2 separate regions of the Homo sapiens genome follow, and region 2 is linked to region 1. A link is an interaction called in ENCODE POLR2A ChIA-PET data of the cell type or tissue named here. Cell type or tissue: MCF 10A. All regions are shown on one strand. Links, peaks and the distances in the headings refer to the core of each region. The heading gives the core; the rest is flanking DNA.

Region 1 (7,636 bases), core at 2,671-5,170:
TCTTTATGCTAGGCATTTCAGTATTTATGGGCATAGCTATACCCAAAACTTCAAACATAAAAGTAAAACCAGCAAAATATGCTCTCCTCCAGTTCCATAAATGCTTTTCACCAGTTTCATTATTTTTTCCAATGAGATTAAATGGGTGTGTTAAACCTGTAACATAGACTATTACTTGGTGTTTCCAGAGCTTCTTTTGTCCTTCATATTCAAATCCAATACAGCCCCTTTTTCCTGCTTCTGAATGAGACTGCAAAGAGCAAGTATGGTCCTTCTGTGTATGGTCTAGCGCCCAGGAACAATAAAGACTTCCTCTGTTGGTAGCCTATAGAATTTTTATCTGTGAGAATAACCTGTAAAAGGTTTTGGTGTTTTTTGTTTTTTAATGAACTGTGCCTGCTTCTAAGTCACACCTACACCCACTAAAACACTGGATTAAAGATCGAATGTGGCCGGGCGCAGTGGCTCATGCCTGTAATCCCAGCACTTTGGGAGGCACAGGCGGGCGGATCACGAGGTCAGGAGATCGAGACCATCCTGGCTAACACAGTGAAACCCCGTCTCTACTAAAAATACAAAAAAATTAGCCCGGCGTGGTGGCGGGCGCCTGTAGTCCCAGCTACTCCGGAGGCTGAGGCAGGAGAACGGCGTGAACCCGGGAGGCGGAGCTTGCAGTGAGCCGAGATGGCGCCACTGCACTCCAGCCTGGGCCACAGAGCGAGACTCCGTCTCAAAAAAAAAAAAAAAAAAAAAAAAGATCGAATGTGTGTGTTGCAAAATAAATAAATATGTCAGCCTTGTACTGCAGATGGCTCCTGTGTTTTAGGGCAGGAGCAGACAGACATATGATTTTACCTGTAGCAGATCAGAAGGCATTCCCATACTACCCAAATGCAGAAAGGGCTCTACTATGTTTTACTAAACCTATGACTGTTTTTATCTGCTGTTATCCATCCCACTATATGAAATATACGAAAGCATGTTTCCAGGAAATTCCAGAGTTTTAGACAAACGCTTCTTGATAAAAGCCATTAATGGCTTTTTAGACAGTTTAAGTAGAATGGTACAAACAGAAGCCTCATCACAGGGGTTTCAGAAAAGGAAAACAAAAAGACAATAGGTATAGAACGACTCATTTGTCTATAGATTTGGAAAATGTCATAGGGTCGAGTGAAGATATTTGCCAAATTGAAGGAGGTAAGGACATATTTAGAGCCTCTGGGAAAGATGACAGATCTCAAGGACTAAGATTTGAATGCCGGAACAAAGCAGAATAGAAAAAGACTAGAGTTGTGTTTTCAAAAGAATAGGGAATATTTCGTAGACTTAGAAGGAGCTAGAGGTGGTAGCCTGAACTTTAGGAATAGGAATTCTTAGTGATTTGCCTGCAGTGTAGTAGATGTCAATGACTGAAGGATGACTGAGGATCTTAAGAAAGATGTGGCTTCTTCTTTCTCAGAAAAGCCACAGGGAGTGACCCCTGCAAATCCTTCCGAGTATAAGGTGTACACCCAGTGACAGCCTTCCTCACAGGACATAGTTATCACAGCATTGATGTGATCATTCCTCTCTTAATTAGGATTCAGTGCAGATGCAATTGGCTGAAAACCCAAAATAACAGTGGCTTAGGTAAGATAGAAATTATAGTCATTATTGGGATTATCCACACATTCTGGTTCTCCTGCTTTTAGGGCAAATAGACTACTTGCCTACCTTTTTGAAGTTAGATATGGTATGTGACTTGCATTAGTCAGCAAAATGGCATGTGTTATTTTCAGTTCCAAGCCTTATCAGTATACAATTCACTACATTCCTTTTGTCTTTGTCAGCAATGGTGGAAGCATTGGTTGACATGGACACTGTCAGCCTGGCTTTCTGAGTACCCACAATGAGCAGAGTCCCCCTGCTGACCAGCAATGGACATGTGGTGTGATCAAGAATAAACTTGCGCTGGGCATGGTGGCTCACGCCTGTAATCCCAGCACTTTGGGAGTCCAAGGCAGGCAGATCACAAGGTCAGGAGTTCGAGACCGGCCTAACCAACATGATGAAACCCCATCTCTACTAAATATACAAAAATTAGCCAGGTGTGGTGGCGCGTGCCTGTAATCCCAGCTACTCAGGAGGCTGAGGCAGGAGAATCACTTGGAGGAGGTTGCAGTGAGCTGAGATCACACTACTGCACTCCAGCCTGGGCAGCAGAGTGAGACTCCATCTCAAAAAAAAAAATAGAATAAACTTGTTGTTTTGAGTCACGGGTTAAATTTCTTTCTCACACAAAAGTCTGAGTGGTGGGGCTAGGACTGATACAGTGATTCATGGTTTGAGGGACCCAAGGTCCTCTGTCTTGCTGTTCAGCTGTGCTTGGCATGCTCATGCTTCATGGTTACAGCACTCAAGCTTTAAGCAGCAGGAAGCAGGAAGGCATGGAGAGGCAAAGGGTGTGCTGCACGTCAAGGAAGGCTCCCAGAAGCTCTCTTCCACTTGGAAACCTTTGGCCAGAACTTGGTCCCATGGCTGCACCTATAGTTGCAAGGGAAAGGGAATCAACGAAGACTGGGTGAGGCCAGCCAAAAATTGTGGGTTATTTGACCACATAAAGGGACCCGGAGGACTGCATTCTGCCTTAACTCTCAAGAACTCCTTGTATAAATGTGGAGATGATAGGATTGCACTGTCCCTCCCCATTTTTCATAAAAATAAAGAAGTAGTGAGAATATTGATCAATGTGGATGATGAGAGATTGAGGCCACCCTAACTAATTTAGTTGTTGGAAGGGGGATTTTTTTCTTCCCCAACACCTCCGTTGGTAAGAGATTATAAGACAACCATCTTCATTATGACCTTCAACAAGATTTGAAATGGACTCTTTGTAGTCATTTCATGTACTTGCTCATCTGGCTACTTTTAAAGAAACAAATTCAAATTTCTATTATCTGCTATGATATATCATTAACAGCCCCCAAAATACAAGATACAGAGATAATAGAACGGCTGACATAATCACATTTAAGTGAGTTTGGCTGTACATTCATTGTTTCTTGCAAAGACCAGAGCTACAGAAAAATAGATCAATGTGATTAAGTCTAACATTGGGGAATTGTTTCTCCATTGTGTCTGAGCTGAGGCTGGCAGCAGGAATTAGTGCTGCTACCTTTAAAGGGTAGACCACGATTGATCTGGTTCCCAAGGCAGTCATTGAACAGACGTGGTGAAACTGGTCACAGCAGAGCTACATTACACGCAGGAAGTGCCCTACTGTTAAAAGAGTGTGCCCAGTTCAAAGCAAAGTGAAAAGCTTTTTGTTTGTTTTAGTTTCACATCTAAGTTCATTTTTGGTCACCATTCCTTAAATAGAATTTTTTTTCATCATCAAGCATGGGTCTTAAGCATTTTTGGTGAGCACTACACATAGACCAGGAAGGAAATAGAATCCGACACGCCAAGGACTTATGGCCCAAGATGTGGAGAGGAGAAAGGCTGACCGCTGAGTATATGGCAACTTTTGTACCAAAATTTACCATTAAAAATGCAAATCAAAAGAGAACCTGAGGCAGGCAGTGGCACAGTGGCACTGTGCTCTCCCTCTCTTTTCCTGGACCTCTGCAATACTTCTTTGCCTGCTTCCTCCCTTTATTTGTATAGTGGAAAATCTGTTGTCCATTGCTGGAGTTCAAGCATGCCTGGGCATGTTTGTCAAACTGGCAGGGCAGGCCTTGCAGAGGCCTCGAGGGGCCCTTGACAATGGACTCAGACTGGGTGTGCTACTTAAACATATCCAGACAAGTCAGGCAAATGAGTAGGGAGTGGAGGAACAGGGTATGTGTGAGATGTGGAAAAGTGTCCCAACAAAAAAAAAAATCACTCTTGGGGAAGAGGGAGAACCTCAGCTGCATGACATGAGGACTGATTTATTTTCACCTTTCAAAATCATTCTTTTTTTTTTTTTTTCAGTCCTAGGAAATTGGGTCAGAATCTGCGTATCTAATGGGATCGTTACTGTTACACTTGTAAGATTTGGAATCCGTTCAAAAAACAAGCCAGAAACAAGCCTTTGTATACGTTAGGAAAAGATGCCCTGCATTAGAGCCCGGCCAAGGGAGAGATGGGGGCAGGTAACTGCAGTCCAAAACTGAGCAGCCACTCCTAGAAGCTCTGCTTGAAATTCATGCTGTTAAGACAAGCGACCAAAAGTATTTAACTCCTGCATTGACCTAGGCACCTCTCCTCCCAGCAGTTACCTGGGAAAGATACTCAGAATCAATGAGAAATGGGAAATCAAAGAACCTGCTATGGACTGAATTGTATCCCCTCCAAAATGCATATCTTGAAGCCCGAACCCCAGTGTGATGGTATTTGGAGAGGTGACCTTTGGGAGGTATTAAATAAAATTTACATGAGGCCATTGGTTTGGACTTGTTGCCAGTAAACTGAGTTTTTTCCCCACTTTGTATTGATGGCAAAGGAAGAATGTCCAGTTGGAAAAGGCAATCAGGTTTTATTCACTGGCCAAGAAGGAAGAAGGGGAGGCTCTCGCTCTAAACGCCCCTTCTCCCTGAACAGTAGAAGTTATGGGTACTTTAGGGACTGGGTATAGGGAGGGAGAGGGATGTTAGCATGTGCAGGGTGGGACTCCAGACACACAGGCTTAATTCAAAAACATACATCTTCATACAATGCATGTACAGAAAATGGAAGAGATTTTTCTTTTAGGGGAGGGATTTTAGCATTATAATGATATGTTAATGATCTGAAGGCAACTAGGGATCACTGTTGCAGTTTGCGCTGGTTAGCAGGTCTTATCTCCTTCTGGTATCTTGCCAGGGGTCAAAAAGCTCTGGCGCCATTCTGGCCTGTCTGGTTTCTTTAAGCAGCTGTGCCTATAAATAAAGCGACTAAAGGAAAGCATTTAAAAGAGGAACTTTCCCAGTTATTTCATCAGGGCTGCCCCAGTAACAGACAGCTTCTATGCCAGGCCCCAAAAGGCTAGACCAAAATGGAGTCACTCATGCCACATAATCAAACTAAAACTTTAAGGAAGCAGGGAAAACCCCAAACAGAGTGTTATCCCGAAAACAGAAGGTTCACAGCTACCAATCAGAAAGGCCCCAGTCAACCTGAGCTGGCAAGAAAAGGAAGTTCCCTCTACTTTAACCCTTACAAGGAAAGGTAACCTGATGAAGTAACCTGATGTTAACCATTCCTCTTTCTTAAAAATTCTTGTTTGGCTGGGCGCAGCGACTGATGCCTGTAATCCCAGCACTTTGGGAGGCCAAGGTTGGAGGATCACTTGACTGCAGGAATTTGAGACCAGCCTGAGCAACAGCACGAAACTCTGTCTTTATTATTTTTTGAAAAGTATATTTAAAATTTTTTTAAATCATTGTTTCCTTGTTCCCACCTTACAAAAATAAACTGCTCTGTCATGCCCAGCAGAGTGCCTTTTCTAAATTGTTAAATGAGATGCTCTCTTATTTGTGAATTGCTAATAAAAGCCAATCTGATCTTCAAACTAAATTTGTTGTAACTTTGTCTTTTGGCAGAGGTGATGAGGGTTTAGATGATGTCATGATAGTGGGGCCCTCATAATGGGATAAGTGCCCTTATGAGGGAACAGCAGAGAACTTGCTTCCTCCCCACCCCACCCCAGCCCCCATGTAAGGGTACAGGGAGAAGGTGGCTTTGCACTAGACAGGAAAAGAGCCCTCACCAGGGAACCAAATCAGCTGTCTCCTTGATGGCTTGGCTATCCCAGCCTCCAGAATTGTGAGAAACAAATTCCTATTGTCTAAGTCACCCAGCCTGTGGTATTTTGTTATGGCATCCCTAGCTGACTAAGCCAGAACCATACACCTAAAATCCCAATACAGAGATCTCTGGCTAATAGGCCAAAGTACACAATTTATACTCTAAAGGGGTTCTCTCCCTCCCCTTAAGCCCAAGCCCAGTTTTGGCATCTTCCTACACCAGTTAGCCTCTTGGGATAAGAGAAGAAAGTAAAAAATAGCTATATTGTGACCTGAAATCTGACCTGGCAAAGCCTGATAAAGGAGCTGGGAAGGGTGGGGTGGTGACCTAAGGAAGAGTGATTTAATGATTAAATCACCAACACTTTATTATAACATAGTTGATGGTGAGTTCTCAAAATGCAATTTTAGGGAGCCACTACACTAAGCAGGTGAAGAAAATATCAGAAAACCAAAAGTAATGTGGGATAAGTCAATACAGTATTCCAATACCAGAACCCAAAAGGAACAAAAATGTTAGCAAGAACTTAAATATTGACCTTGCTCTCTGGTCCATAAAATATAGAGGAGTAGCATTTTTTCTGGAACAAATCCATTTCTATAATTACTTAACTGACTAATCCAATACGGCTAAATTTACTAAACTCCAAGTTTACAACCAAGAGTTTTTCTTTCTTCTGAGGTATCTTAGAACATTTTAAAGTACTTTAAACTGTCATTTTATATAGTTATTAGAATGCTAGTGGTATGTAATGTAATAGTTTTAGTTTATGTAGTATATGTAATGCTATAGTTTTAATAAATAATAAAATTAATGCAGTCTCTTAAATAGTGATGTAAAATGATTCATTGTTCTTCAAATTATAATATTCACTATGTATGTTAACTTGGAAAAAAGGAAAATATCCAACTGGGAAATGGTTTTCAAACTTTTTTGTATCCATAAAACCTTTTTCAAAAACTATGCTTGGCTGGGTGTGGTGTCTCGTGTTTGTAATCCCAGCACTTTGGGAGGCCAAGAGGGTGGATCACTTGAGGTCAGGAGTACGAGACCAGCCTGGCCAACATGGTGAAACCCCATCTCTACCAAAAATACAAAAATTAGCCTGGCGTGGTGGCATATGCCTGTAATCCCAGATACTCAGGAGGCTGAGGCAGGAGAATCACTTGAACCCAGGAGGCGGAGGTTGCAGTGAGCTGAGATTGCTCACTGATGAACTGCCACTGCACTCCAGCCTGGGCAACAGAGTGAGATTCCGTCTCAAAAAAAAAAAAAAAAGCTATGCTTTACACAGACATTCCCTAGAAATACAAATAAAAGCAATAAAAGCAGATCTGGTAATAATTCCCTAGAAATAATAATTCCCTAGAAATACAAATAAAAGCATCAGTTTTGCTGGTAAATGTTTAACAAGGAGCTCTCTAAGAGAAATGGATTTGGAAGTTTGCTGCTTTCTATGGTGTAAATGCTCCCACCATGACCATTACACAGTGCAGAGTCAGGAAAGGAAGCATACATTCTAGTATTGTAAGTGGCACACCTCCACGCAGACCAGCACCCTCAGAACTCTTTCCCCCTGCTATCTTAATGCCCCAAGGGGCACAGTTTGAAAACTCATTGTAAGATAACTTTGTGCAGGGTATCTCTTTGATGGTTATCTCTAAAATTGATAAATTGCTGCTTATCGATAGTTGGAAATACTGTTTTCCTAGTCTTATGATTTTAATGAAGATCTTATAAAATACACAGTAGGAATTTAGTACACCAATAGAAGATTTTTCATGCTCATTTAAATAACCTTTTGACCTTCATGCCATGACATTCCCAATATATACTTTAGACATATTTTTTCCTCAAATTTAATGTTGTATGGAATTCTAAAAAGGGC
Region 2 (7,636 bases), core at 1,016-3,515, 56 kb after region 1:
GCACATTTTCCCAATATAGTTTTTTCAAGTGAAATACTTTATAAGTTGAAGCCAGCTGAGGATTCTTCGCTAGCTGTTAGACTTAATGCATACTCATTTTGCTTGTATTCAAACACTGGTTTCATGTTCTGTGCAGTTAAGTAATCTTAAAGAATGGCGTGTCTAGGCTGGGTGCGGTGGCTCACACCTGTAATCCCAGCACTTTGGGAAGCCAAGGCGGGTGGATTACAAGGTCAGGAGATCGAGACCATCCTGGCTGACATGGTGAAACCCTGTCTCTACTGAAAGTACAAAAAATTAGCTGGGCGTGGTGGTGGGCCACCTGTAGTCCCAGCTACTCGGGAGGCTGAGGCAGGAGAAGGGCGTGAGCCCGGGAGGCAGAACTTGCAGTGAGCAGAGATGGTGCCATTGCACTCCAGTTTGGGCGACAGAGCGAGACTCCGTCTCAAAAAAAAAAGGCATGTCTAATAATTTCAGTTTAATACTTAGGTCCTGGAATAATAAAGGACAGGTGTGGACTTATTTCCAACAAAAGTATATTTACCCTTGTTTTCTTAGAATAAAAGGACATTCTTACATAAACTGCAAAATATTCAGAAAATGATGAAATTTGAGTCTGCATGTGCATGTCACAGACGTAAATGTAAGGATTGTTTTGCAAAAATTGGATTGTCAAATACATTGGGTTGATTTTAATTTTGAATTGAATATACTACAATGCCAAGGTTTAGGGGGATGTAAGGGGGTAACAGGTAAAATAAGCCATTTTAAGCTTAACACATTTTCAAAGACCCTAACACCAGGTAATGGTAAGGATGCATTGAAGTGTGTACATTGTGCACAGTTCTGAAAGCTAGCTAGGAAATGGGAATTAACCCATACTGTTCAACTTTTATTGGTAAAGAAATAGTAACTGGGTGAAGGGTATACACAAGGATGTTGACAGCTTGAAAATGCCTTAAGATACATGAAATAGTTATATTCACTACATCCGTATATATAGCCGCTAATTACTTAAAGCACTTGTCATCGTACATTAAGGAATTGCGTAAAATGTTTAGCTGTATCTGTAGGCTCCAGGTAACTTAATTTTTTAATTGTATTACTATGATGTTCAGTAAATGCTGAGTGAACTTACATTCTTTAAAATACATCAAAAGAGGCTGGGTGCAGTGGCTCACACCTATAATCCTAGCACTTTGGGAGGCCGAGGCGGGTGGATCACGAGGTCAGGAGCTCGAGACCATCCTGGCTAACCCGGTGAAACCGCGTCTCTACTAAAAATACAAAAATTAGCTGAGCGTGGTGGTGGGCACCTGTAGTCCCAGCTACTTGGGAGGCTGAGGCAGGAGAATGGCGTGAACTCAGGAGGTGGAGCTTGCAGTGAGCCAAGATCACACCACTGCACTCCAGCCGGGCAACAGAGCAAGACTCCATCTCAAAAAAAAAAAAAAAAAACATATATATGTATCAAAAGAATTCTGATGGTTTGTCTATTTGAAGTCAGTGGTCTTATTTCTCTCAATAGGTACTGAAAGAAAACTTAATTTGTAGGTTTTTGTTACTCTGATTCTTGTGTCAGATTTTGTTTATCAGTAAGAAATGTAAATACAGAATGTAAAAGCAGTTTTGTGAGCTTGGGCAGGTTACTTGGTTCCTTTTTAATCCCGTGCGCTCTGGCAGATTGGTGTGCCAGCAGGCCCCTTGAATGTTGATTTTTTACATGGTGTGAGATACAAGTGAGATTACTCAAATGTTTCATGAAAATAATTACCAGAATAATAAGTTTATGACTTAATGTACTTGAAACACTAAATTAGGTCTGATGGTGGGTCTGATTTCTAACATTGAAGTTGTGATGTATAAGTGATAATGTGGTTTAAATTGTACTTTAAGACAAGTACAGTGAAATGCCAGTGGTTCATTGCCTGGAATATTGAAGGAAATGTTATGTGTTAGTAAAAATGAAGAAACTTTCTTCCCATCAAAATTGTCAGACCTAAAATCTATACAGGTTAAGAACTCCTGTTTTTAACCTGATTTCCTCCCCCCCACCTCCACACATGCACACACACACTTTTTTTTTGGTAAAATGGATTTATAATTCCCTCCCTTCAGTAAATCAGAAGGTTAAATTCAATAGCTTAAAGAACTTAGTACCTGTCTTATGGACCCTAAAGATAGTGTCTTGGTAATGCTGGATACTGTCTTACAAGGATATCCTGAAGCATACCTAAAATTTTAATGGGTGATAAAAGTTATGTCAATGTCTTAAGCGTTTCTCCCCCACCCCCCAACATAGGATTGAAGTTTTCTTTTGTTTTTTGTTTTTTTGAGACGGAGTCTCGCTCTGTCTCCCAGGCTGGAATGCAGTGGCGCGATCTCTGCTTACTGCAAGCTCCACCTCCCGGGTCCACGCCATTCTCCTGCCTCAGCTTTCCGAGTAGTTGGGACTACAGGCGCCCGCCACCACGCCCGGCTAATTTTTTGTATTTTTAGTAGAGACAGGGTTTCACCGTGTTGAACAGGGTCTCGATCTCCTGACCTCGTGATCCACCCGCCTCAGCCTCCCACCTGGGATTACAGGCGTGAGCCACCACACCCGGCCCTGAAGTTTTCTAGTCTTTAATTTTTTTCAAGTTCTCAAGTGTCAAAACAGCATCAACTGAAAACAAAGTGCCCTGGTAGCTATCATCTTTAAATTGGAATGAGAATTATCTTGTATATATTCTGAGGCTTAGTCACAAATATAGATATGGCAAACATATTTGAGCAGCGCTCCCCTCAAAAACAGGAACTTGGGAAATCTTGGCAAGAAGAAAGGTTTTTATACAAAGTTGTGCAATTACAGTTTGATAGTCAAATTTGAGGACAGTCAGGTATAAAGCTCTCAATTCAAATGCAGATCAAGAGAAATGAACACTTGGTTTTATTAGTCATGGCATAGTTGAGATTTGTTATTTGAAATTTGTAATTTCTCACAATAATTTTTTATTCTTCACTGTAATATTTTTAGGTACCATAAGTTTCTATGGCCAGTTCCCTCGTATGAATTGGTCAGAATACGTTGAAGTTTACTACCAAAGAATGTCTGTTTTTGTCTGCCCAGCAATGCTCTTCCCCCTTCAAATATCAGTCAATGTTAGGTGCTCCAGATAGCTGCTGCTGAGATTCTTGCCACCATCTCTGCACTCACAATTTGGTCTAAGAATAGACAGTTTGTTCAAGACCTGGGATTATGTTCTGAGTTTGGAAAAGTGATGTCTTCTCCCGAGATTCCCCATCACCACACCATCAGAGGAAGGAAGTTCCTTGATAGCACGTGAAAAATATTCAGGACCCCAAATCTTCACACTTGGCTTGGTGTGGTGGCTCCCGTGTAATCCTAGCACTTTGGGAGGCCAAGGCAGGCAGATCACTTGAGGTCAGGAGTTCCATACCACCCTGGTCAACATGGTGAAACCCTGTCTCCACTAAAAATGCAAAAAAAAAAAAAAAAAAAAAAAAAATTTAACCAGGTGGGTGGCAGGTACTTGTAATCCCAGCTACTTGGGAGGCTGAGGCAGGAGAATCACTTGAACCTGGGAAGTGCGGGTTGCAGTGAGCCAAGATTGTGCCACTGCACTCCATCGTGGGTGACAGAGTGGGACTCCATCTCAAGAAAAAAAAAAAATCTTCACATTTGAACCCTTAGATTCATTAGTCCTTGAAGTCATTTTCAATCCTGAACTTTAACAGTGAAATTCTCTAGTAAGCTAATTTGACTGGATTCACTTGTAGCCAAAAAGCATAATACAAGACCAAAGGAAATTGACAAAACACCCATCATTTATGCAATGTTTACTATGAGCTAGGCGCAGTGCTTTTTGTGGGGTGACCCACTGAGTACCACTCTGCTTTATAGATGAGAAAATATGCTTAAGAGGAGGCAGGAGAATGGCGTGAACCCGGGAGGTGGAGCTTGCAGTGAGCCGAGACAGCGCCAATGCACTCCAGCCTGGGTGACAGAGCGAGACTCTGTCTCAAAAAAAAAAAAAAAAAAAAGTGCTAAAGTGAGTTGCTAAACGCCATTCTAGGAATTAGCAGCAAGCCCATGCAGTGTTGCTAGGAGTCTTCACTGAATAGTTACACATGCAGTGCTTATTTTAAACATACTTAATGAATCTCCATTTCCTCACTTTAAAAAGGCAAAACAATATGAACAAGTGAAACCTGCTTAGGTGAAGAAATAATCGATAACTGAATGGCTCGTTGGAAAGCATGCAGATTTTCAAAGGGTTTTGAGGGGACTTGTTTTTGTACACTCTAGTTAACGTCTAATAGATCTCTCGGTATGTCCAAAAAGGAACTGATTTTCCCACGTGGGTCTCCCTCTATCCAGTCTTCTCCATCCTCAGACAACTCAATTCTTAAAGATGTTAAACTTCTTGACTCACATCCATTCTACCAGAAAATCCTTTTAGTTCTCTGAGACATGGCAGAATCCAATGTCCCTGACTACCCCTCTTCTATCACTCTAGACCAAGCTGCCATCATAATGCATGAACCTCTCAATTGGTTTTCTACTCCCATCCTTACCCTCTATACTGTTCTCAACACACAAGCCAGAGGAAATGTTAAAAGTTGTAGCTCTGAGGCATTTTATAGAAAGTTGATACTCATACACATAAAAAGTAGTAGGAACCTAAAATTCATCATACATTGATTTCATTTTTGAGCTTGACGTAGTAAATCCTTAGCTTCATTGATTTGGGTTGCTATATAAGGAGATCCTTCTTTGGGCGATTTAAGATCATATTTGTTACTGAGCATCTCTTATTTTTCCTTTAATGGCAGTAAGGCTTAGAGGTAGTATTGCTGCTTCCCATTTTGTCCTTTTTAGTTCAAGCCCACCTCTCTAATAGCCACCGCTGAAGGCAGATTTTGGTAGACTTTGAAAATCCTGTTTTACTTCAGGCTATATGTGCTTCCTGACTTGCAAAACCTGCAGCAGAAATGGCCAGTCCAGCTGCCACCACTGTACTGACCGTGGCTGCAGCTCAGCTTCTTTCACCTCCATCTGGATTGGTACAGCCACCTGCCACTAACTACACTCCTTTACCAGAAAGCTAGGCAGCCACTGCCAGCAGTCACAAACCCCAGAGGGAACTTTAAAAAAACAGTTGAGTGTTACTCCTGAACAGCACCATTAGCGCCCCACCTCACTTACGTAGACTTACGAGGCTCTGTCATATTCCACCCCCATCCCTTTCTTCAGCCACATTGTCCTTGTTTTTTCTCAAATGTGGTTCAGCCTTTGGACCTGCTGTGTCTTGTCTGCAGTGTTCTTGGCTATGAGAACAGCTTCTCCCACACCTTCAAATGTTGCCACTTCAGTAAGGCTCTTCCCATTTACAGCCTTAAGTTGTGACGCTTTTTACTGGTTTTCCCCGTCCAGTTCCTTCTAACATAGTGGAGTATGCTTGTTACCTCCCCTTCGCTAGAATGCAAGTTCCAGGCCAGGCAGGGATATTGGTTTTGTCCTTTCTACTTCAAACTCTGCCTAGGGTATAGTGGGCGTATGTCTACTGATGGAAATAAATGAATCAGTGCTTTCATGTCAGTGTGTAACATTTTCTTGGGTTTAGATGTACCTGCTATTGAAGAGGCAAAGTATCCTCTTGATATACTTTATTTCTCTGTAACCCTGGTACTAGAAATGTAGTATAAAATTATTTTTATATTTTCAAATAAAACATTCTGAAAATGCAAAACATCTAAATTAAATGGATGATTATCTTATGGAAAATACTGTGTGAATAAACTCAAAGGAATCCCAAACAAATAATTTAACAGTCATAATAATCCTTTATTAGTACCAGCTCTTAAAATTTTTTTTTTTTGCCAGAGCTAAACAATTTAATATAAAAAATGCCATTTTTTGTCCATACAGTATTTATAAAAAAGTACATAGTGGTTAGTTTTGCAATAATTTCTTTTTAGCCAGATGTCATATCATCATATAAATCTATGAATATAACAAATGACATAAGAACAGTATAAATAAGTTTTTGTAGTATTTACACTTACACAGAAACTAGCCCAAATGGTGTCCTAAGAAATTGTTTACAGTTAAAGTGAAACTACTGATTCAACATACTGACACTCCAATGCTTTTTAAAGTTTCGTATTATTTTCTATACTAGTTTTGGCTATGATTTTGCATAGAATTACTTATAAAGTATGAGCATTTCACATCACAGTAGGAGCTTTTAGTATAATAGTACAAAAAAACTAGCTCAGAAAAGGTCAAATCCTCCTAAATCTAGTTTTTCTTAACATCTGGCTTCTTACTTTTGGGAACAAGGAAAACATTGCCATCTCTTGTTTGCTGCAGGGAGTATTCACTAGGAGAATAAGGTTTTCCATCTTCATCACGTAGCATGCTGAAAACTTCGAGATATAAGGTGCTGAGTTGTTTTTTCAGTAGGTGAAGGCTTTTGTCATTTTCTCCTTTTTCTTTGAGCAATTTTTCTTTTTCATCTTTCAAATGATCTAAATCTTGCTCTAGTTCTACTATATTTTCCAGTTTTCTTTTTCTGCAATTCTGAGCAGCCACTTTATTCTTACCCCTCCTACGTATATCCCGAATTAATGCAAGTTGAGCTTCATTGAACTGCTCTTTGGACATCATTTCGTTGAAGTCAACAACAGGGAGGTTAATGATTTTTTCTACAGGGAATGGGATATGGAGAGCTTTTGCCCTAAGTTCATCTCTTGTGAGATGAGCCTCCAAGCGGCTTGAATGTTTGTCTTTTGTGAATGGGGTTTTCCGATGACCAGGACTTACAGGCAATTCTTTCTCTGGTGTGTTCTCACATTGGGCATCATGCACGTGAGTGCTCTGCCCCTGAGATGGTGACAAGGGTTGTACCATATCCCCAGAAGAATGTACTGGTGTTTTAGGACCATTCTGTTTGACACTTCCAGGGGCACTATCTAGCTCTTCCACTTCAGAATCACTGAGGCCAAGTAGTGTGTCTCCATAGCTGGAAGATTCCACTGAGTGTTCTGGTGATGCCACACTGGGACTTGTGTTTAGTGAAATGCCGGAGTCAGAATCATTGAATTCTGCTGTGCTTTCAGGGTGGTTTTGGTTGAAAGCTTTGCAAAGTGATAGATCAGAAACATCAATGGGCCCATTTAGAAGTTCAGAGAGTGAATGGCTTAAAGTAGCAGGTGAGGGCATGCTGTTGCTGATACTGGGCTCAGCTATGAAAGCAGAATAAAATTCATCACCAAAATCTGTGTTGACTGTGGCATCTGAATTTAATGAGTTCACTGTCAACTGGTTGGGGTCTTCTGTGGAGAGGATGCTGCTGAAGGAATCCTCAAAAGCATTAAGAAAATGTGGACTACAGTTACCTACTTCTTTTTCCATTGAGGGTATAGATGAGTAAAAATGATAATTGTCAACTTCTGTCAGTTTGGCTTCTGGACTTGGAACCATGGTAGTCTCAACCAGCTTGTCATTTTCAATATTAAGACACTGCATGAGAAGGAAGTTTATACTATATAAATCAAAGTTAATCCATGATAATACGTGATAAATTTAGATAAACTCCCTACCCACATTATCTTCAGGCTTATCTCTATA

Evidence for each region. ChIA-PET counts read pairs that join two places held together with the same protein. Peaks named below come from ENCODE experiments on the same cell type or tissue, not always from the same donor. Only the 100,000 strongest peaks of a DNase experiment are listed, where the experiment ranks them.
Region 2: POLR2A ChIA-PET joins it to region 1 with 21 read pairs; 29 of 35 experiments call an interaction of 5 or more read pairs at or near these places.

What each region holds. Positions count from the first base shown.
Region 1 is chr2:177,166,664-177,174,299 of GRCh38, forward strand. No RefSeq gene overlaps it. Among named protein-coding and RNA genes, the nearest start is that of MIR4444-1, 42 kb to the right of the region's middle. RefSeq lists enhancers at 138-656, 1,658-1,952, 2,837-4,036, 3,615-3,784. In MCF 10A, for the core only: no CTCF peak of the experiment used is centred there; a DNase peak (open chromatin) is centred at 3,718.
Region 2 is chr2:177,224,481-177,232,116 of GRCh38, forward strand. It overlaps NFE2L2 (NFE2 like bZIP transcription factor 2), which reads right to left. Exons shown (of 5, transcript NM_006164.5): 5 at 5,828-7,528. The coding sequence ends at 6,305. It also overlaps the pseudogene DNAJC19P5. Among named protein-coding and RNA genes, the nearest start is that of HNRNPA3, 16 kb to the left of the region's middle. In MCF 10A, for the core only: no CTCF peak of the experiment used is centred there; no DNase peak of the experiment used is centred there.